2 separate regions of the Homo sapiens genome follow, and region 1 is linked to region 2. A link is an interaction called in ENCODE POLR2A ChIA-PET data of the cell type or tissue named here. Cell type or tissue: B cell. All regions are shown on one strand. Links, peaks and the distances in the headings refer to the core of each region. The heading gives the core; the rest is flanking DNA. Region 1 overlaps COA1 (cytochrome c oxidase assembly factor 1). Region 2 overlaps HECW1 (HECT, C2 and WW domain containing E3 ubiquitin protein ligase 1).

Region 1 (10,982 bases), core at 1,268-9,267, 120 kb before region 2:
TTTGAGCAAGCAGTCAAGTATGGTAGTTAAGAGCATGCACTGTGAATCTTTGCTATAAGATGGTGGCGTCTTGTACTTTCCAGACATGTTATTTTCCACTTTCAACCCCTTGCTCTTTATAGCCTTCATTGAGAAGAGGGGTCTCTATCCTTTCCTCTTGAATTTGCACTGGCTCACGACTAGCCACAACTAGATTATGACCAATAGAATATGGTGAAAGTAATGCACGATGACTGAGGCTAAGTCAGAAAAGGCAGTGCAGCCTTCACCTTGTTTTCTGGGACACTTGCTTTTGGATCTCTGTGCTGCCATGTATGATGCTTGGCTATTCTGAAGCTGCAATGCTGTGAAGAAAGCTCAGGCTACAGAGAAAGGCTATATGTAGGACCCTAGTTCAGGGGTCCCCAATCCCATTCACCCACTCCCGGCCGCACAGCAGGAGGTGAGCTCTGCCTCCTGTTAGATCAGCAGCTATATTGAATTCTTATAGGAGTGCGAACCCTGTTGTGAGCTGTGCATATGAGGGATGTAGTTTGAGTGCTCCTTATGAGAATCTAATGCCTGATGATCTGAGGTGGAAGGTTTTATCCCAAAACCATCCCCCTGCCTCCTCTGTGGAAAAAAAATTACCTTTCTTGAAACTGGTCCCAGTGTCAAAATGGATGGAGACTGCTGCCCTAGTTGACAGCTCCAGTTTAGATTCTAGCCGACAGTAGCATCAACAATCGCACATGTAAGTGATTTCCTCAAATGATTCCGGTCCCATTGAGTCATCCCTAATTGTTGTGTCTTTTCAGTTGTGACCTCAAACATTGTTCCTTACCTTTGTGTTTGCTCTAAATTACTGACCCACAGAATTCATGCGTATGATAAAACTGTTTTTTCAAGTTGCATTTTGGTGACTTTCTTATGCAGCAAGAATAAAAACTTTGGCAAATTCTTGACTTTTGTGTCCCCTAGTTTCCAATCTTTAAAATGGTGATAATAATAGTACTTCTTCAGAGAAATGAGTTAGTATGTGTAAAGCACTTAAAACAGTACCTGGCACATAGTAAAGGTACTAAATTTGAACTACTTACTGAGAGAAATTCATTAGACTATTAAATGTTTTTTTTTTGAGACAGAGTCTCGCTCTGTCGCCCAGGCTGGAGTGCAGTGGCGCAATCTTGACTCACTGCAAACTTCACCTCCCAGGTTCATGCCATTCTCCTGCCTCAGACTCCCGAGTAGCTGGGACTACAGGTGCCTGCCACCATGCCTGGCTAACTTTTTGTATTTTTTTAGTAGAGATGAGGTTTCACCGTGTTAGCCAGGATGGTCTTGATCTCCTGACCTCGTGATCCACCTGCCTCGGCCACCCAAAGTGCTGCGATTACAGGCGTGAGCCACTGTGCCTGGCCAACTACTAAATGTTTTTGGGAGCATAGTTATGTTAAAAATAGTGAGCTCAGGGTTACTTTACTAATGAAATGATCATTATGATATGTAAAAAGGAAAAAAAACACAACTATATGACTTTTCTTAATTTGAAGTTATTTTCCACATTTGAGGAGTTAACGATTCTGATAATTGTTCTCAAGAGTATCAGTTGGTGGCTGGGCATGGTGGTTCATGCCTGTAATCCTAGCACTTTGGGAGGCCGAAGCTGGCAGATCACTTGAGGTCAGGAATTTGAGACCAGCCTGGCCAACATGGTGAAACCCCATCTCTACTAAAAACCCCATCTCTACAAAAATTAGCCAGGCGTGGCGGTGGGCACCTGTAAACCCAGCTATTCAGGAGGCTGAGGCACAAGATCACTAGAATTTGGGAGGCAGAGGTTGCAGTGAGCCAAGATCGTGCCATTGCACTCCAGCCTGGGCGACAGAGCAAGACTGTGTCTCAAAAACAAACAAACAAAAAACCCCAAAAAACAAACTATCAGCTTGTATAGGTAGGCTGTCTCCTCAAAATAACCTTGGCTTTCCTTGCTTGCCTGTTTATAGCTACCTATGAATTAAATGCTTTTGAAATGCATTTGTCATTTCCTTGATTATCTAGAATGACAAATTCTGTGTTTACTCGATAGAGTAGAACTTTAAAAAAAATCATCCTAAAATGTCATGTTCAAACTTTAAGTGATGTGGAGAAGAAATCAGTGTTTATATCATTATGTATAAAATCATTATAGACATTTATACTTTTCAGATGTTTACAATAATTATGTCTCAATTTTCATCTTTCTGTTGTGAAAGAATTCGGATTACTTCACTTTCTGTAATAGTACCTGTCACCGTGACATTTTAGTTGACCATGTTCAAACAGAGATCAATATCAACTTCTTTGTTTAAAAAATGTACCTATTGAAAAATATTTACTTTAGGCTAGCCATGTATGATATGCTTTCTTCCAGTTTCTCATTAAAATATGCGTATAGTTCCATAATGGCATTGAGAAAAGTAGTGATCAATAATTTCTCAGTTTTAAAGTTGTTTCTACTAACTACTTACTACATTGGAGTAGACTAAGAAAGTCTTAGTGGTCTGTTTATGGTTTGACTTCTAAAACAGGAGATTAACGTGGGAAGTGGGTAGGAAGAGGCTTTGATCTATTCCTGTTGTTCATACCTTGGAGACATGGGTTACCATGAATGACTATGGGAACTTGCACTATTTCGTTCATATTATGTATTTTATTACATATTAAAAGCCCATTAACCTCCTTAGAGATTTTTCTCTCTCCCAACTCTTCCAAACCCGCACGTTCCACACTATTTTTTATACATCTATTCAGAGACTAAATTTCCAATGTGCAATATGGAAGAGAATGAAAAGAAGGTGTTAGGATATTACATTCCAGGGATGTGATGTAGCAGTAGATGTGGTGTTAAGAAGAACCTTAAAAGGAGTGTGCTTTTGGGTTTTCAGGTTATCATTTATTTTCTGTTAAAAGACAAACTACAGAATGTTCCTGTTGATGTAGGAATGAATTCTCATAATATGAGAAGAAAGGAATAATAGATTTTAAATCAGCCCAACTTGGTTGTACTGCCTGCTTAGTACTATAAATTCAGCCATGGACTGTGTGTGTCAGCCTGTACACTTAAAACCTAACCAAATTAAGTGTGAGCAAATTTTCACCATCCACATTGATAGTGATGGGAATCAAGGGCAGTCTACAATACCCTGCCATTAAAAATTGTACCTTATTTTTGCAAGGATGATTTTCATGGGGACTATGAAAGAAATCTGTGTGAAAGATATCTCCGTAAAAGAAGGGAACCATTTCCCCAAAGATGCGGAAGAAAATCTTAAAAATAATATTGAATATGATTTATTACGATGTACAAAAGATATTTGTGAGAAGTGTCAGATTTTATTCTTAGTAACAGAGCAAAAAATATGACCTCTAGGAAACCAAAACAAAGTTATAACAAAAAATCAGAATGAGATTTTAAAAGGAGCTGGAATAAAGATGACCAAAAGAAAACAGTGACAACAATCTAAAAATGCAATAGCCAAAATCTGTAATGGCAGTTGCACATAGCAGAGCTGATCCTGCAGAAAATGGAGTCAATCCTATATACGATGAATGGGTCAATCCTATAGTATTTATTTGAGATTTTTTTAGGAGGAGAAAAAAATGACAGAAATGATGAGGGTAAAAATGACAGATACTGAAGACAGAGAAGTGCCATACTGATGAATAAGTTCCTAATGGAGAAACCAGAATAAATGGAACAGAAGCAAAATATAAAAGCAGAAGGAAACTTTCTTGAGCTGAAAAGTACCCCCCTCCCCAGAGACAGGGTCTCACTATATTGCCCAGGCTGGAGTGTAATGGGGCAATCTTTGCTCACTGCAACCTCTGCTTCCTGGGCTTAAACCATCTTCCCATCTCAGCCTCCCGAGTAGCTGCAACTACAGGCACACGCCACCATACTTGGCTAATTCTTTTGTATTTTTTGTAGAGATGGGGTTTTGCCATGTTGCCCAGGCTGGTCTCGAACTCCTGGGCTCAAGTGATTCTCCTGCCTCTGCCCCTCACAGTGCTGGGATTACAGGTGTGAGCCACCATGGCCCAGCCACTTCAGCTGAAAAGTTCTGAAGCTGTAGTTCCACAGCGTAGGCTTATTGTAGGCAAAATTAATGAAAATAAATCTCTGTCTGTCTCAATTCTGGTAGCATTTATAATTTTTGGAGATAAAGGGAAAAACTCATAGATTTAAAAACACATAGGCTACTCTAATGATATAGAAGTCAGTCTTACTTCATTGCAGATTTCTTTTTATTTATCCTGCAATGCATTCATTTGGCTTCTTAAATCTATGATTTGGTAATTAGTTCTGGAAAAAGCCACTAACTGATAAAGTGTTTCTTTTCTCTATTCAGTTTTTGAAACTTTAATTAAAGACGTTTTGGGCCCTCTTTTATACCCTTTACATTTCTTATGCTCTCCTCCCTACTTACTTTTTTTTTTTTTTTTTTTGTCTCCCTGTCCCAAATTCTGTATGGTAACTTCCAAGTGTGTGCTGGTGAAATGGCTCTCCGGGGAAAAAGAAGCCCTGATTTGTAGCATTTGTTGATTTCCATAGTATAAATATCCTTATCAAGGGTAGTTTCAGGCAACCAATTTGACTTTACTGATGCAGAATTAGGAAGAGCTACACATAATTGGTTCTTGAAAGCTTATTCAAACTACTTCCAGCATATCTCTAGACTTGTCTTTTGTCTTTCCATTATTTATTATCTCTGAAGGTGAATCTAATCTGTTAAACCTTTCCATTCAGTTCTTAGTTGGAGTTATATTTTATTTTTAGTTCTAGAGTCTCTATTTTTTCTTTTAGAAATCTGTTACTATTTATAGTGTTTAGTTCTCTGCTAAATGTTTCCAACCTGTCATTTTATTTCTTCTGTCACAGAAAACACATAGAATCTGCATCTGATAATCCACTTTCTAAGGTTCTTTCCTGACCCCTTTTCCTTTCTGCTGCTTCTTATTCCTACATTTCTTGCATACTCCACTATCCTTGACTGGGGCCTGGATATTGCATTTGAAGAATTATTTATAAGACTGATTTTAAGTCCACAGCGTAGGTACTTAGACAGTGTGCACTTGTGTCTGACCGAAACTTGGGAGTATTCTAGTCCAGGGGATGATTACAGACCCAAGTTTGAAGTTTGAGAAAAGCAGTGTGATGTTAGACCATAATCTAGTTCATGTCATTCTCACTGTGAGGATGTGCCCCTTTAGGATTCCAGTTTATTGTGAGGAGAATCTCAGATTAGATGGCCCTTGTTGTGTGGCCCTCAGCTTTATTTCTATCTTGGTCACCCTGAGAATCTTTTAAAACATAGGTTCTAGTTTCCCATGACCAATAAAGATACTTTAGAGGAAATGTGGTTTCAGAACTTGCTTTTCATGCTGAGTTTTCATTCTCCTTGTACTTTTTTTTTTGTGGTAAAATATAACATAAAATTTAGCATTTTTTTTTTTTTTTTTTTTTTGCAATGGAGTTTAGCTCTTGCCCAGGCTGGAGCACAGTGCTGCGATCCCGGCTCACTGCAACCTCCGCCTCCCGAGTTCAAGTGATTCTCCTGCCTCAGCCTCCCCAGTAGCTGGGACTACAGGCGCACGCCACCATGCCCAGCTAATTTTTTGTATGGGGTTTCACCATGTTGGCCAGGCTGGTCTCGACCTCCTGACCTCAAGTAATCAACCCGCCTTGGCCTTCAGAAGTGTTGGGATTACAGGCGTGAGCCACCACGCCTGGCCCTCAAGATACTTATAAATTTTCCTTTTGATTTTTCTTTGACTTAAAGGTGGAATTGGTGGATCATATGGTAATTCTGTGTTTAATTTTTTGAGGAACTGCCATATTTTCCACAGCAGCTGCACCATGTTATATTCTCACCAGTAATGCCATAATGGTTACAGTTTCTCCACATTCTAGCCAACATTTGTTATTTTCTATTTTTTTTTAAATAATTGCCATTCTAATGGGTGTGAAGTAGTGGTGTCTTATTGTGGTTTTGATTTGTGTTTTTCTGATGATGTTGAGCATCTTTTCATATGCCTATTGGCCATTTCATATCTTCTTTGAAAAAACATCTGTTCAAATCCTCTTCCCATTTTTGAATTTGCCTATTTTTTGTTGTTGAATTTTAGGAGTTCTTTATATATTCTATATAGTAGTCCATTATCAGATGTGTGAGTTGCAAATATTTTTTCCAGTACTGTGGGTTGCCTTTTAACTCTGTTGATAGTGTTTTCAGTTTCGATGTAGTCCAGTTTTGTCTATTTTGTTCTTTTGCTGCTTGTGCTTTTGATATCATATCCAAGTAATCATTGCCAAATCAAATGTGACAGAACTTTCCCCATATGTTTTCTTCTAAGAGTGTTATACTTTTAGCCCTAATGTTTATGTATTTGATCCATTTTGAGTTAATTTTTGTGTATGTTGTAAGCTAAGGGTCCAACTTCATACTTTTGCATGTGGATATTTATTTTCCCAGTGTTATTTGTTGAATTCTCTTTTTAGTTTTTACTTGGTAATTTCTTACTATCTTGTAATTTTTCAGTTCTTTTGAAAAGATGTTTTAAAATACTTTATACAAATTACTAAGTTGTTTTCAACAGGAAGGTTCATCTCTCAAACCCAACTCACTGTTATTAGTAATAGGAAAAATTTAGTGTTTCAAATCAACTTGATGAGAACACATGTGCTACCTGAATCCTCTAGGAGGGAAATTGCCTGTAGTCAGTGTTGTTAGTTTTTAAATACTGTTTGGTTGCAATTTTCATGGGAAAAAGGTACAGCTCATTAGCACATATCTGTATCTATATATGTATATATTTTGTATAACTAAATTCAGTAGGCTGAATTTCATCTTAGATTATAAACCTTTTTAAGTATTAAAAGACTTGTTAGAGGAGCAAATTACAATTTTTTTTTTTTTTTTTTTTTTTTTAAGACAGAGCCTCCCTTTCTCACCCAGGCTAGAGTGCAGTGGTATATGATCTTGGCTCACTGCAACCTCCTTCTCCTAGATTCAAGCGATTCTCTTGCCTCAGCCTCCTGAGTAGCTGAGATTACAGGCATGCACCACCACACCCAGCTAATTTTTGTATTTTTAGTAGAGGTGGGGTTTCACCATGTTGGCCAGGCTGATTTCGAACTCCTGACTTCAGGTGATCCACCCTTCTTGGCCTCCCAAAGTGCTGGGATTACAGGCGTGAGCCACTGAGCCCAGCTACAGAACAAAGATACAATTTTTTGTCAAGGATATGGGAATCATTAAAGCATTCCTGTTTCTCTCTTTTATTTGGCAAACCTCTGTTTTATTATCCCAAAACTTACTAAATAATAATTTTTCCTTTTTTGGTCATTAAATAAGTTCATACACCACATATATTAAATAAACGGTGTTAGAGTTTGTCCTTCCTTTTATGTTGTTAACTGAAATGGGTTTCTTTCCCAGATGTTTTAAAAGAGCATTTGTTGAGGAATAATGTAGTTTTTAAAGACTCCACAGTTTCTTTACCAATGCTGTAAAAGTTATGTTTAGAAAGAATTGAGTATTTTTCTCTATAGTATTTCCATGAACTTTCTTCTAATATTCAACATGAGAAATCTGAAAATGCTTACAAGAAAAACATATAGAAAGCAAAGAATTCTTAAGGCCAAGAAAGTGGAACATTAAGCATTTTGATCTGTTAGGCATCGTACAAAGGATGAAGAGACCCACCCCAAGGGGACTTAACAGTTGGCAAGGACAACCATAGTATCATAAATAAATTAAGCTAGAAAAAATACTAATGCATACTGTACCTCTATTATTTTAAGAGTGTAGAGCTTTCTTACACAATTCTTAGTGATAAATTCTCTTTGCTACCATTGACCATATAGTTTAAAATTTTCAGTTATTTTTTTCAGCCAACTTTGGATGTGTTCTGAAGTTTTTTTTTTTAAATTGACACATATTAATTGTACATATTTATGGGGTACAATGTGATATTTTGATACATGTGTACAATGTGTAATGATCAAGCCATGGTAATTAGCATATCCATCATCTAAAACACATCATTTCTTTTTGTTGGGAACATTCAGTATCCTCTTTTTTGCTGTTTGAAACTATATATTATGTTACCTATAATCATCCTACTGTGCTTTAGAACACTAGAACACTAGAATCTTCTGTTCTACTTTTTACTTATATGAGATCAACTTTTTTTAGCTTCTGCACATGAGTGAAGATGTGGTGGTGAACTTTCTGTCCTAGCCTATTGCACTTAATGTCTTCTAGTTCCATCTGTGTTGCTGTGAATGACAGGATTTCATTCTTTTTTTGTGGCTGAATAGTATTCTATTGCGTATATATACCACATTTTCTTTACCCATTATTCTGTTGTTGGACACTAGGTTGATTCCATATCTTGGCTATTGTGAATAGTGCTGCAGTAAACCTTATTTCTTTTTATTGTTTGTAAGTTTTTCACCCAGTAGGAAATCTGTAAGGCTTAGGTCTTCTATTTAAAATGTCACCTATTTAATCATGTTTAATTAGGTTGATGGAGGGGCAACTTTCCTATTTTTAAAATTTTGAAAACAAAGTGGATACTAATCGTACTTTCTTAAAATGGTATGCTGCTAACATTTTAAATTTAATGTTTTAAGTTGTATTTCTTTTACGAGATTTCTTTATTAGTAGCTACTTTGTTTATGAGGGAGCAGGGATAGGATTCCCATAAGTGAGAATAAGAAGCAGTTATCACCGATGGGTAGTAATTTTTAGGGGTCTGTTAAGGGTCTCTTAATATTAAAGGAATCAGAATAATACCATAATTCTTTTATTTAAATAGTACAAGTGAGCCATTGATTAACATCTGGCTTAGATGTTAATCTAGTGTTAGAATTAGATGTTAGATGTTAGAATTCAGTATAGGATCCCTTGATAAGATTTTTTAATGTAAGTTCTCTTGAACCAGTAGCACCTTTTTTCCCTTCAAAGTGTAATCTTGACATCTCTCTACAATTCAGAGTAGTGAATGGTCCTCAGGTGTTTAGCAGGTAATTTGTTACATGTAAAAATTAAAGTTTGTAATTAATATACCTCTATGCTACAAATTAGGGTGGATTTACACTTACTCTTTTTTTATTTTATTATTATTATACTTTAAGTTTTAGGGTACATGTGCACAATGTGCAGGTTTGTTACATATGTATACATGTGCCATGTTGGTGTGCTGCACCCATTAACTCGTCATTTAGCATTAGGTATATCTCCTAATGCTATCCCTCCCCCCTGCCCCCACCCCACAACAGTCCCTGGTGTGTGATGTTCCCCTTCCTGTGTGATGTTCCCCTTCCTGTGTCCATGTGTTCTCATTGTTCAATTCCCACCTATGAGTGAGAACACACGATGTTTGGTTTTTTGTTCTTGGGATAGTTTGCTGAGAATGATGGTTTCCAGTTTCATCCATGTCCCTACAAAGGACATGAAGTCTTCATTTTTTATGGCTGCATAGTATTCCATGGTGTATATGTGCCACATTTTCTTAATCCAGTCTATCGTTGTTGGACATTTGGGTTGGTTCCAAGTCTTTGCTATTGCTTGAAATAGTTTTGACATGTTTCCTTGAGCAGAGGAGAAAGTGATGGTGTTACAGTGAGTGCACTTATTTATTCTATAGCCTGACAGAGTATTTGTGATTGTAAATGTCATCTGTTTGTGTTGGGGAAGAACAAAAAATGAAGGGCTACTCCTGTGTTCAGGGTTTCTAAGAAAAACACAAAGTGTAATATCTGTTGAAAACAAACTTGGATGATGACTTTTAACCTTTAAAATTACCTTCAGCCAAGCACGTCTATCAACTTTACCAGCTGTTTTGAAAATACCTAATACCTGTGCCATGGTTCAGCTGTGAAGAGGACAGAGTTGGTTTGAATAAGAGTAGTTATAGGAAGTTTGTCCTTAAAAGTCCTGAAGATAAGTCTTGATGCTGAGTCATACATATTTACTCCCTCTGTGACTAACTGAATAAACTCAATTCATCAAGGAAATCGTGTCCTTGACTCAGGTCCATTTGTCACAAATCACACCCTCCAACTTTAGGATTACATCAGACTAAAATTATGGACAAAGCAAGTTGCTATGTTAATTCTTTTCTAACACAAGGAGTGGTTTATCATCACATTGCCCACAGTAATATCATTGCAGTTTTATATGTTTAGGGTGATTTCTCCAACTCTTCCTCAAAATTATAGAGTTTTATAAAGCCATTTTCATTTTTGGAGCAAGAAAGAAGTAAGCTTTGTTGTGTATTAGATGCTTACCACTTGCCAAACGTTGTATTATATGGAACATGAGACAAGTAACACACAGTTTCTACTTGCAGGCAAACAGGACAATATAACACATGAAACAGAATGAAAGTTTACTCAGAGTTGAATTTTAAGAATAGTTTTGATTTTTATCAAAGACCATCTTAGTTATTTATATGTGTTGAAGGTTTATAATCTGTAAATCTGAAGTGTTGGAGCTATTGGGTGGGGGAGAAAGAAGACTTAAAAATTCTACTTAGGAAGCTATTTGTAAACTCCCTTTTTTGTTTTTAACTTTTAGGTTGAGGGGTACATGTGCAGGTTTGTTATATAGGTAGATTTTGTGTCACAGGGGTTGGATGTACAGATTATTTTGCCACCTACGTAATAAGCATAGAACCTGATAGGTAGTTTTTCTGTCCTTACCTTCCTCCCTCCCTCCCTCCACCTTTAAGTAGGTCCTGGTGTCTGTTGTGCCTTTCTTTGTGTCTATACATATCCAATGTTTAGCTCCTACTTAGAAGAGAGAACCTGTGGTATTTGGTTTCCTGTTCCTGTGTTAATTCACTTAGGATAATGGCCTCCAGGTCCATCTGTGTTGCTGCAAAGGACATGATCTTGTTCTTTTTTATGGCTACATATTATTCCATGGTGTATATATACCACATTTTCTTTA
Region 2 (10,982 bases), core at 2,079-10,078:
ACAGAAAAGGGCACTCTAAAATCAAACCAAATCAAATAAAATCAAATCACAAAACAAACATACAAAGAAACAAACAAAACTAAACTCTTCATTAGAGTTTTATTTGGGATATTAAACTCTTCTTTTCATTACAAGATCCCTAGGGGACTTGTGTATTATTTACACCTTTGTTTTAAAGTATATAAATCAGAGTATCAGATCACTGCCCAGGCTGATGCAGCACTCAGGTTACGGGGGGAGATTATTTTGGGAATAAGGAAGATGGGAAGAGGAAAGAGGGAAGGTGGGGTTTCCTGCCCATCGAGAATCTAGGGAGGATGCTGGTGTTTTCATCTGCCCAGCACCCATTCCTCCTCCTGGCAGTCCTTGGGGAACTATCCCTAACCCCTACCTCCCTCCTCCCTGTCCCTTTCCCCGCTCAAGCTCCAAAGGCAGGCACAGGGCAGTAGAGTGTCTGGTCTTAGGCCTTAAAGACATAACTGGGAAGAAACATACGAATACAGATTGGCAGAATTCTTAAATTATTATCTAAGATTCAAACAGGCCTTCCTTTACTTTAAAAGAAAATAATTGAAATACTTTACCTAGATGTAAATATTTGAGTGAAAGGGAACTCAGTAAATTGAGTAGGATGGTTACAGTGATTTCTCTCTATGTTAAAAAGATTGCAATGAAACTAGAACATACATTGGGCTATGGCTAAACAGGCGAAGTGGGGTGAAAAATCCCAAGCATGCTTTTGGAACTAGCTGAATTAGCCAGGGGCGAGATAGGAGCAGGCATCATCTTCATAGTTTTCTTCCTCTGGTCATTTTAACTGGCACTCATGAGTGGAAATATTACAGAAAAAAAATCACCTTTACAAATTAGTTGGAACCAAATTAATTCTGTAAAAGATCATTTCTGGGAGTAAACAGAAAGCATTGACGAATAGCACCTAGTCTGAACACTCATGGTTTACTTACTAGTTGCTTTTATTGCATTTATTTAGAGCCTTGGTGAACTCCCTTAGTTTGTCATCTAGAATGAACGAACACAATCAAATCATGATCCAATTCAGCATTCCTAAGAGCTCACCACCCTCCAGGTGTGGTTCTGACAGCACCGAGTGCCTGCTTACCTCATTCCCGTGCACCAAACCAAGCATTGCCCGGTGGTGTGGGGCAGTGGACAGCAAGAAACCAGGGCTTGGAAGACTTCTATGCTGACCCCGGTCTAGTCACTTACCAGCTTTATGACACTGGAAAAGTCAATTAATCTTCCTGAGCCTCAGTTTTCTCACTTGTAAAGTGGGGATAATAATATATGCTGCGTGCACCTCAAAGGGTTATGGGGAGGATCAACGCCAGAACACACATAAATGCGTTTTGTAACCTGTGAATCATCATTTAAACATAAGATTCTCTTAATAATGCAACCATGATTGTGATAATGATTTGGGGAACCGTGTCATACTTGTGGCAACTGAAGCCTCTGGAGTTTTGCACGTGACCTACTGGCAGGTGACTCACTCTCTTCTCACACTTGGTGCGATGGATGTTTTGGAGATCTGCACGGGTCTTTAAGTTGTGTCGAATTCCATGCCATTGGTGTCAAGCTAGGGTTCCAGCATTTTGAGATAATTTTGGATTGGGTTGTGCCAATCCCTGTATTGTTTATCCTTCTAACTGTGTCATCTACACAGTTGATCTCCCCGTCTCCTCTATTTTTCCAAGTTATAGATTGAAATGTTAACCAACACAGGGCCAAAGAAAGTCTTGCTCCTCTCTACTAGAGACCACTTTAAGGTTGTCTAGAAACACACAAAAGTGGCAGCAGTCACTCCTCTTTGCTGCCAATTGTTCAGCCGGTTATGTAAGTTGTGTCTTCCCTTCATGCCAATCTTCTTCCACTGCCTAACTACAGCCTTGTTCTCTTCAGATAGGCCTTGCTCTCTTTCCTTCTAAATTTACTCTTTTTCAAGTTTGCCAATAACCTCTTGATCCCTAAATCCAGAAGCCCATACCGCTCCACCTGCTCCAGCTCTTTAAAAGCATTTGACAGCTCTTCCTCTGGAACATCTCCCTCCTTGGCTTCTCCTTGGTTTCTCAATGGCTGCCATTTTCTCTGCTGAGCTCCCTGATGGCACCCTCAGGCCTCCTTTGTAGGTCCTCTTCTGGCCTTAGGTACTAGAGAGCAGCATTTCTCAGCTTGACACGATTCACTTTTCAAACTTGATAACTCTTTGTTGTGGGAGCTGTTTTGTGCATTGTGAGATGTTTAGCAGCATCCTTGGCTTCTACTCAATGGACACCAGTAGCACCCCTTCCCCTCAACCAAAAATGTCTCCAGACATTGTCAACTGCCTCTTGCGGGGGAAGAGGGGCAAAGTCGCCTTCCCCAGCCCCACTTTGAGAATCACTGCTACAGAGTAAACCAACTACTAACTTAACCAGGCCTCCAACTCCACCCTGGGTCTGGGCTTAGTTTACATCTGCAGTGAAACATGTTCATATTAGAATTTCGTTTGCAACTTTTAGGCCAGTTAATTGCTCATGACTCATAGCTTTGATATCCCTGGTCCCTGCCCCAAAGGTAAACCCAAAGATTCTCCCCTCTCCTTTATTCTATCTCCACACTGCCCAGTGCTACTTCGACTCTGACCTAGCTTCTGCCCTTCTCTTTCCTTCTGAGCCTTTCCTCTGTCCTCCTTTGAGCTCTTGTTCAAAGTAAAGAAACTTTGCCACCTCCTTAAGCTCTTTCCAGATGCTGCCTCCGGGTCCTAGTGTCCCATCTCCAGTTCTCATGGGTGGAAATTGCTCACTGCCCCACACGCTGTGACGTGGATGGACATTCTTCACACTCCCTGCTGTCAATTCCACGTCATGACTTTTGCAATCCTTGATCAGTTTCCATTCCTTTGAATCTCATGTCATTTAGATAATTTATTTTTAAAACCATAGGTTTTGGCTGGCATTTCATTTTAATGAAATAGGATAGAGCAGAAAATAGATTTTATTGCAGATAATAAGGGTAAAGTGCTGTTTTGAGGAACTTGAGTTTCAGATATACACACACATATGTGCAAATGAGTACATGTGCATGTCCTGAGTTGTGATATAAAAGGCATTTCTTTCTGTGGACTATGGTTTAAGAAGCTTGAAAATCAGTGATCCAGATAGATCTTTGGTTCCTTCTGACCCTCTGAACTTCTAACTTATTATGACTATTATCTGGCACTTTGCTGAAGTCTTCTTTTCCACTTCAAGTCCTCCTACCAGACTGTGTGGCAACTAAGTCCACATGGCTGACAGGGTGAACACCCAAGCCCCCAGTTCCTTGACCTCAACTCCAGTGACAGTCCTGCCTCTCATCTACTTCAACTATGAAATTATATCCCAGAAGCCTCTACCCTCAAAGTCCTTTCTCCTGGCCCTCACACATCTTTTAGCAGGCAGGGGCTTGGACTGACACAAAGGTTTTATGTAGCCTGGGCTATGACCGGGTTTTGCTGTGGCGGTGTCTGGCGCTCTCATCTGGGAAGCCAGTTGCCTTTCCTTTCTGCAGAGGAAGGACTTGAGGAAAGAGCTGAAGGCTGCCTCTCCCAGAGTGCAGGCCACATGCACTGTGGCTCACAGTACCTGGGAAGCCCATGCCACCCTGGGTCTGCTTTGCTTCCTGCCTGCTCAGGGCTTCCTGTCACCTGCCATAGTCAGGTCAGGTCTTCCCGAACGACAGTTTCTGGAAGTCAGAGGTTCTTTCTTTCTATCCACACATAGATGACATTTTTTTAGGTTCTTTGATCTTCAGACATTGTCCAAAGGAGATTGGACAGGGGTCACTATTCAGGGAGTTATTTTCAGTGTCCTCTTAGAGGCATTTGCTTCTTGTCCCAAGAAGAGGTCCCTACTTCCCCAAGAAACCATCTCGGGGGCTTGTGGTGCAGCAGCCCTCTTAGGGGTGCCTTGGTTCAGATATGAAGAACGTGTTCATAAGCCCAATGTCTGCCTTAGAAGCTCTCTGTGTGGGTTAATAATATTAATGTGTATTTCAAAGCTTCCAAAGCAAATATGGAAATTACATTCAATCTGTGACCCCAGATAACAGAAGCAATGACTCTCATTTCCTAAAGAATAGAGACTCCTCAGCACGGTCTTTTCTTTTTTCTTTCTTTTTTTTTTTTAATTTAATTTGAGACAAGGTCTCACTCTGTTGCCCAGCCTGGAGTGTGGTGGTGCAATCACAGTTCACTGCAGCCTCAGCCTCCTGGGCTCAAGTCATCCTCCTGCCTCAGCTTCCCAAATAGCTGGGACTACCGGTGCATGCCACCATGCCCAGCTAATTTTTTAAATTTTTTGTAGAGACGAGGTCTTGTCCTGTTGCCCAGGTTGGTCTTGAACTCTTGGGCGCAAGCTATCCGCCTGCCTTAGCCTCCCACAGTGCTAGGATTACAGGCGTGAGCCACTGCGCCCAGACAGCAGGGTCTTTTGTTTGTGGCTCACCAAACTCTTTCTCAACTGCATCCCCTGTGATGTTGCTCCGGGCATCTTACCCTCTGCACTGGCCAGCTGCACCTTCCTGAACACGTGCTGCCATTCCCCGCTCTCAGCCCTTGCTTGTGTTATTGCTTCAGCCTGGAAGCCCCCTTCTCCCTATTCCTTGCCTCCCAATCCTCCCCTAAATGCCAGTTTTTTAGTGGCATGTTCTCTAGGCAACTTGATTAGGAGGCTCTGTTTCACACTCTCGCAGCACGCTGCTCTTACCCCCTGTGCTCCTCTGATTCTACCTTGTGCTGTGATTAGTTACTATCAGGCCGTGTTCTCCCTAGATTGCAGGTTCCCACGGGCAGGTGTGTGGTTGTAGCTCAGCCCCTCCTCAAGCTGCATGCTATCATCAGTGATGACTCAAGCTGCATTTCTCTAAAATAAAAGCAAGATGTTTCCAAATAACTATATTCTTGAAATCATCATTCAACTTAACAAATGCAAATTCTGCCTTTTTAGTCTTCTTTTCTTGCCAGACTTACATTCACTAGGTTTAGCTATTGGTAGAGCCATGCAAACAACAAAGACCCTTGGAACTGAGGGTCTGCTGAACTGAGTGGGTGAAGCCAGGGCTGAAGCCTGCACCAGGGTGTTCAGCTGTGGTTAACCAGCTGGGCATGCCCATGAATGCTGACCGACACCAGGTGAATTGTCCTCGGGGAAAATCTGGGAAACCTAGGTGAAAGCTATAGTCCAGTAAATCCTTCTGCAATAAGGATTTAGCAAAGGTATTTGGGTGGCCATGTAGAAATAGAGCTGAGTTAAATGCAAAGCTTCTTTATAATTCGAACGTATCCTATTAGCAAAAGATAATAGGGGTCAATCTTTTCTTCTGTCTGTTGCAGCAGCGTTTCTCACTATAGCGCCTATGCACAACTGTCTCTTCAGTGCTTCCTGATCAGGAATGCACTACCCAGAGTGGCATAGAAAGGATTCAGGAAGTGCTGGGATTAAAACTCACAGTGCAGGGAATTTCTTCTGTAAAACTGCCTGGAGCCCCAGCGTCTCCTTTTCCACATTTATCCCACAATAGATGTGCTTTCTAAATAGAAGTCACCATAGAGACCCAGAGATACATGTATCCCCACATGTTCTAAAACTTGATAGGAAAAATCCGACACACCACAAATATATAATGATCCTATGAAGTATCAAGTGATACGCTGCAGAAGTACAGATAACGATGCTCGAGAGGTTACTTCCAGGTTCCAGCATTTTTATATTAATGTCCTTGCCTCTGCCCTCTCCTGTGTCAGACATTCATCTTTAAATTAAGTTGGGCTATGACAGCATCCCACAACTGACACATGGACCAAGATATTACAGCTCAAATACCATCAGTCATCAAAACCTCCCTAAGAATAATATAGTTTCAGTGCAAGTCTCACAGCCACCTCACCTTCACCTTTCCCTAATAACTCCAATGACAATACTTTGGGTGACAGGAAAGAATTCCATCCCAAAGGATGGTCACTCAAAATCAAATAGCAAAGTATACTTTGCCCTCTTCAGCAGGTTTCCCCGAAGGCTGGCAGGAGCTCTGTACCTGGGGAGAGAAGTAATTTTCCCCCATTTCTCTATGCAGAAGCGCCGAAGCCCATTGCTCCCACGGAGGGCTGCGAAGCCTTCGTAGGGCACGCTGGATGTTCCCGTGACAAACTGCAGTAATCTCAGCCTCTGCTCATTATTGAAGCGCTCCACCGCAGCCCAGAACCAGCGGATCACAAGATGCCCATCGTGGTAACCTGCACGAGGCAAAGGGAGGGAGGAAGACAGGATGTGGAGAAAAGAGGAAGGGGTGAGGAGGGAGAGAGAGATCAAACACATCAGGTATGATAGGAACGGAACCGCTGCTTTTGATCTGATTTCTCTTGTGATGGCCTTTAGAGAGGTCTAAAACAATTTGTGCAACCAGGTCAAGTTTTAGAACAAGAGCAGATTTAGAAAATAGTCATTTTATAAAAGGACTTTATGTTCTGTGATGTTCTCAGAGATGTCTGCTTTCTATTTAAACAACTGAGACTCCACTTAAAATGTTCCTGCCTCATATAGGTGTAGATAAGGAGTAGAAGGGCCTGGTAGAGACCAAAGGGCCTATGAATATAATATTGCATCATATTTCCTTTGTTTTGCTGTCTTAGCTCTTGGCAACCACATACCACGGGAGAGTCTAGGACTTACCAGTCTAGGCTGGAGGCGAACAGCCAGTTTCGTGAACAGGAGATCCCAGGCTCTCCCCTTGAGCAGCTGCTCTCAGGCCAGCCCTGGATGGATACATGCTGGGCCCATGGATTAAGTACTGGGTCCCTCTCACAGTAAGCTGGGGAGACCATGCTTGGATATATCAATTAAACGATTTGCCATTGACTGCAAATGCAAGAGGCATTCAGAGAGAGGAGAAATCTATGTGTGCCAAGGTAGAAGCAAGGAAAACTTCAGAAAGGAAGTGAAGCTACGAGCAGCGTGCAAAGGGCTTGTGCAAGTGGAGGGAAGAAGGAGGACATTCCTGGCAGGAAAAATAAAGAATAACAAGAAAGAGGAGGAAATATGCAGGCAACAGTAAGCCACTAGAGTAGAGGTGTGTCTGGTGAAGGCAGGAAGGAATATTTCCGGGGGGTGTTATGGGGCCTTAACAGCCAGGCAGAGACTTTTTTTTTTTTTTTTTTTTGAGACAGAATCTCGCTCTGTTGCCCAGGCTGGAGTGCAGTGGCATGATCTTGGCTCACTGCAACCTCTGCCTCCCGGGTTCAAGGGATCCTTCTATCTCAGCCTTTTGAGTAGCTGGGACTACAGGCATGTGCCACCACACCTGGCTAATTTTTGTATTTTTTTTAGAGGCAGGGTTTCACCAGGCTGGTCTCGAACTTATGAGTTCAAGCAATCTGTCTGCCTTGGTCTTCCAAAGTGCTGGGATTACAGGCATGAGTCACCATGCCCAGCTAGGCAGACAGCGGTTTTCATTCTATACCGATTTTATACTATAAGAGGCATTGCGGGGCTGAGTGTACTGGGGACATGAGGGAGGCTGAGGCGATGCCCCCAGCTCACTCTCTACTGTATTGATGGGATTTCTCTGTGATATTGTAAATGAAGAGTTGTGAGGCTAACAAAACCCTTCAAATCTATAAGTAATAAGGAACTTGTTTTGTGGGTAGGGAAGTGGCCTGATGAAAACAATGTTTCAGGAAGACAGGTCTGGCAGTGTGCAAGGTGAGTATTTAGGAAGGGTTAGACATTAGCTTTGGTGAAGGCCACGGTTAGAACCGTGTTGTGGCAAACCAGGATTGAGGCAGAGAGGGCTCCAATTCTGTAGGAAATGAGACACCCTTCCCTGGAGCCATGCACACTGCTCAGGAGCTGGGTCCTGGATGGAATGTTCTCTGCAAGCCTCTACATCGAGTTAAGCCAGAGACTCGACCAATATGAGGACGATGTCACCTGAAGGAAAGTTCAGGTTGGGAGTTGGAGAAAGGCATGTACAAGCTCCTGCTTTGTACTGAAGTAAGGCCAAGCTTTTTGTAGTCTTCAAAAAGTGATGAGTTATATATACATGCAATGGAATGTTATTTGGCTATAAAAAGGAATAAAATACTGAAACATGCTACATACAACATGGATGAACCTCAAAACAGTAGGCTAAGTCAAAGAAGCCAGACACGAAAGACTACATTTTGTATGATTCTATTTATATGGCATATCCAGAATAGGCAAATCCATTGAGACAGAAGGCAGATTGATGGTTGCCAGGGGTTGGGGGAAAGGGGCGTGAGAGTGAGAGCAACTGCTTCATGGGTACAGGGTTTCCTTTTGGGGTGATGAAAATATTCTGGAAGTAGCTAGAGGCAATGGTTGCACAAAACTGTGAATGTACTAAATGCCACTGACTTGTTCGCTTTAGTCAATTTTATTTTACATCAATTTCACCTCAACAAAACAATCTTTTGGAAAGTGCTGAGTTCTATTTGTGATCATTGCATCATTACAGCTCCTGCCCACTCACCTCCCCGGTACTCAGTGTTATTCCGCCAGTCATTTAGGTCGATTTCCGCGGTGCCAGCTATCACCAGCTCCAGCTCCCTGGCATCAAACACGGACACCAGCCTCGAGTCTACAACCTGAAATGCAGGTTAGGCTTCAGCATCCAGGTCCAAACACATGGAAAGGCTATGTTCATTATTATATTTATGTGGGTTAAACTGGGAAATTGACCATCACTGGCAATACTTTTTTTGAGTCTGTAATCATTTTTAACTTGAAAATTATTGCTATGATCTGAATGTTTATATCCTTTTCCTTCCCCAAATTCATATGTTGAAATCTTCACCCCTGAGGGGATCGTATTAGGAGGTGGGGCCTTTGGGGGGGTGCTTAGATATGAGAGCTTCATGCTTTTATTAAACACGCCCAAGACAGACCCCGTGTCCCTTCCTCCACATGAAGACACAGGGAGAAGGTACCATCTATGAACCAGAAGGTGGCCCCTTACCAGACACCAAATCTGCTAGTACCTTGATCTTGGACTTCCTAGCCTCCAAAACTGTGAGAAAAAAATGTCTGTTGCTGCAAGCCACCCACCTCACAGTATTTTGTTATAGCAGCTTGAACGATGATCATTGACTTAAATATTTTAGAACACAAGCCTTCATGAGCGGGGAACAGAAAAAAGAATCGCATGCTCCACTCCTAATGCTCCCTCTCAGAATGATTCTGTAAACAAATCTGACTCGACTTTCTTAAGTCACATTGAAGTTTTCAAATAATATTGGATTTTAAAGGCCAAGAGTCCACATCACTTTGAAGGACTTATTTAATAGCTATTAGTATTACTATTTCACTTAAAATGTAACCTTTCACATGCAATTATGACTTATTTCCTAAAATTGAGCATTTGTATTAAAACGACTGTATTTTCCATCCCTTCTCAAACCATGACCCTAAGATTAAAAGCCTCATGCTCACTGGACTGAGCTAGCTGGGTGGAAATTTGTCTTTTCCTTCTCTTCTTCTCTCACTTCCTTCCTCCCTCCTTAGAGATCTGGGAAGACTTGTTTTGTTAGGGTTCTGCATTCTGACTTTGCATCTTGTGCCAAGTGTACCCAGGCACAACTGAGGTCCTGTGGTGGTACCTCCTTTAATCAAACCAGTGGTGGACAAGACCATGGCCAGTGCACTTCTCCATTCTGGCAGGGAAGGAGAGCCTTCCACGACCCAAGACCTGAGAAAACGTTTATAGCCTCTGGTTTTTAAACTGGAGTTCAAGGACATCATAGGATGTCTAGCGGCCCTCCCTGTCTTCCTCATTTACCACTCAGCATAGATTACGTGGCACAACATGATGCTATAACAAAATAAAATTCTAGTGACAGTGGACAATACCCCCCAATGTCTTCACTTCACTTATTTTTGTTTCATTGACTGAAAGGAAACACCAGCTGCATATATTGTGACAAGAGATGCTAGATGTTTTCACGTCTGGCACGCCAGGGTCACATGCCAGTTGCTTGAAAGCATTTTTCACCCATAAGAGTTGAGTTTCCCAGAGAACTCTGACCCCTCAGCCCTCCACCACAAGAAGATCCTCAGTACTCCCTGGTGAGGAGCACTCGCTGAGCCCACTGCCCACCTTGGCTCTCCCTCTCTGTTTTCACCACCTGAGCTGCTGCTCCCTCAGGGAGCCTGGAGGATGAGGCCCCGTGAAGCAGCACCCTGGCCACAGCTTGCCTTCCCCAGGCCACCGGGCCTCACCTCGTAGAAGCCGCGCACCAGCGCCTCGGTCTGCTGTACCACGCCGCGCTCCACCCGCCACTTCACCATGCGCTCGATGTACTCCTTCTTGTTTTTCTCCGTCACCTGTGTGTTGGCTCCTCCAGACTTCAACTCCCTTTCCGTGACCTTGTAGGAAAACAGAAATATTGCGATGCTTGTCAGTTCTGCTTATCTCTCAGGGAGGCACACTGATTTTAGGGGGATGACCGTATGCCAAAAATCCTCTACAGGGCATTATTCAGCATTATTATCCCTGGAGTCTTTTTTCCTTGCTAAAGGTCACTAAAAGAGCTCTGGCTGTTCTAAGCAGATTGGAGCACAGTGGTGCAATCATAGCTTATTGCAGCCCTGCATTCCTGGGGGCAAATGACCCTCCTGCCTCAGCCTCCTGAGTAGCTGGGACCACAGACAAGCCCCACTCCGCCTGGTTAATTTTTTTTCTTTCTTCTTCTTCTTCTTTTTTTTTGGTAGAATGTGGTCTATGTTGCCCAGGCTAGTCTTGAACTCCTGGCCTTAACTGATCCTCCCAACTCCAAAGTATTGGGAGCCACTGCACCCGACCTCTAAGCAGATTGCTAAGCACCTTGGAAAGGCTACAGTTTTTGTTTTATACAGAGGAAACAAGTTTCCTATACTCAAGAGGCATAATGGAAATAAAAGGAAAATGTCCTAGGTTGTCCCTAATGGTGAAGC

Evidence for each region. ChIA-PET counts read pairs that join two places held together with the same protein. Peaks named below come from ENCODE experiments on the same cell type or tissue, not always from the same donor. Only the 100,000 strongest peaks of a DNase experiment are listed, where the experiment ranks them.
Region 1: POLR2A ChIA-PET joins it to region 2 with 16 read pairs; 2 of 35 experiments call an interaction of 5 or more read pairs at or near these places.

What each region holds. Positions count from the first base shown.
Region 1 is chr7:43,673,769-43,684,750 of GRCh38, reverse strand. The region is part of intron 1 of COA1 (cytochrome c oxidase assembly factor 1); the gene reads left to right. Among named protein-coding and RNA genes, the nearest start is that of COA1, 50 kb to the left of the region's middle. RefSeq lists a cis regulatory region at 9,983-9,993 and an enhancer at 9,916-10,060. In B cell, for the core only: no CTCF peak of the experiment used is centred there; no DNase peak of the experiment used is centred there; H3K27ac peaks cover 2,102 bases.
Region 2 is chr7:43,549,878-43,560,859 of GRCh38, reverse strand. HECW1 (HECT, C2 and WW domain containing E3 ubiquitin protein ligase 1) reads right to left here. Exons shown (of 30, transcript NM_015052.5): 27 at 10,269-10,415; 28 at 8,524-8,638; 29 at 6,070-6,268. Among named protein-coding and RNA genes, the nearest start is that of STK17A, 28 kb to the left of the region's middle. RefSeq lists an enhancer at 5,589-6,788. In B cell, for the core only: no CTCF peak of the experiment used is centred there; no DNase peak of the experiment used is centred there.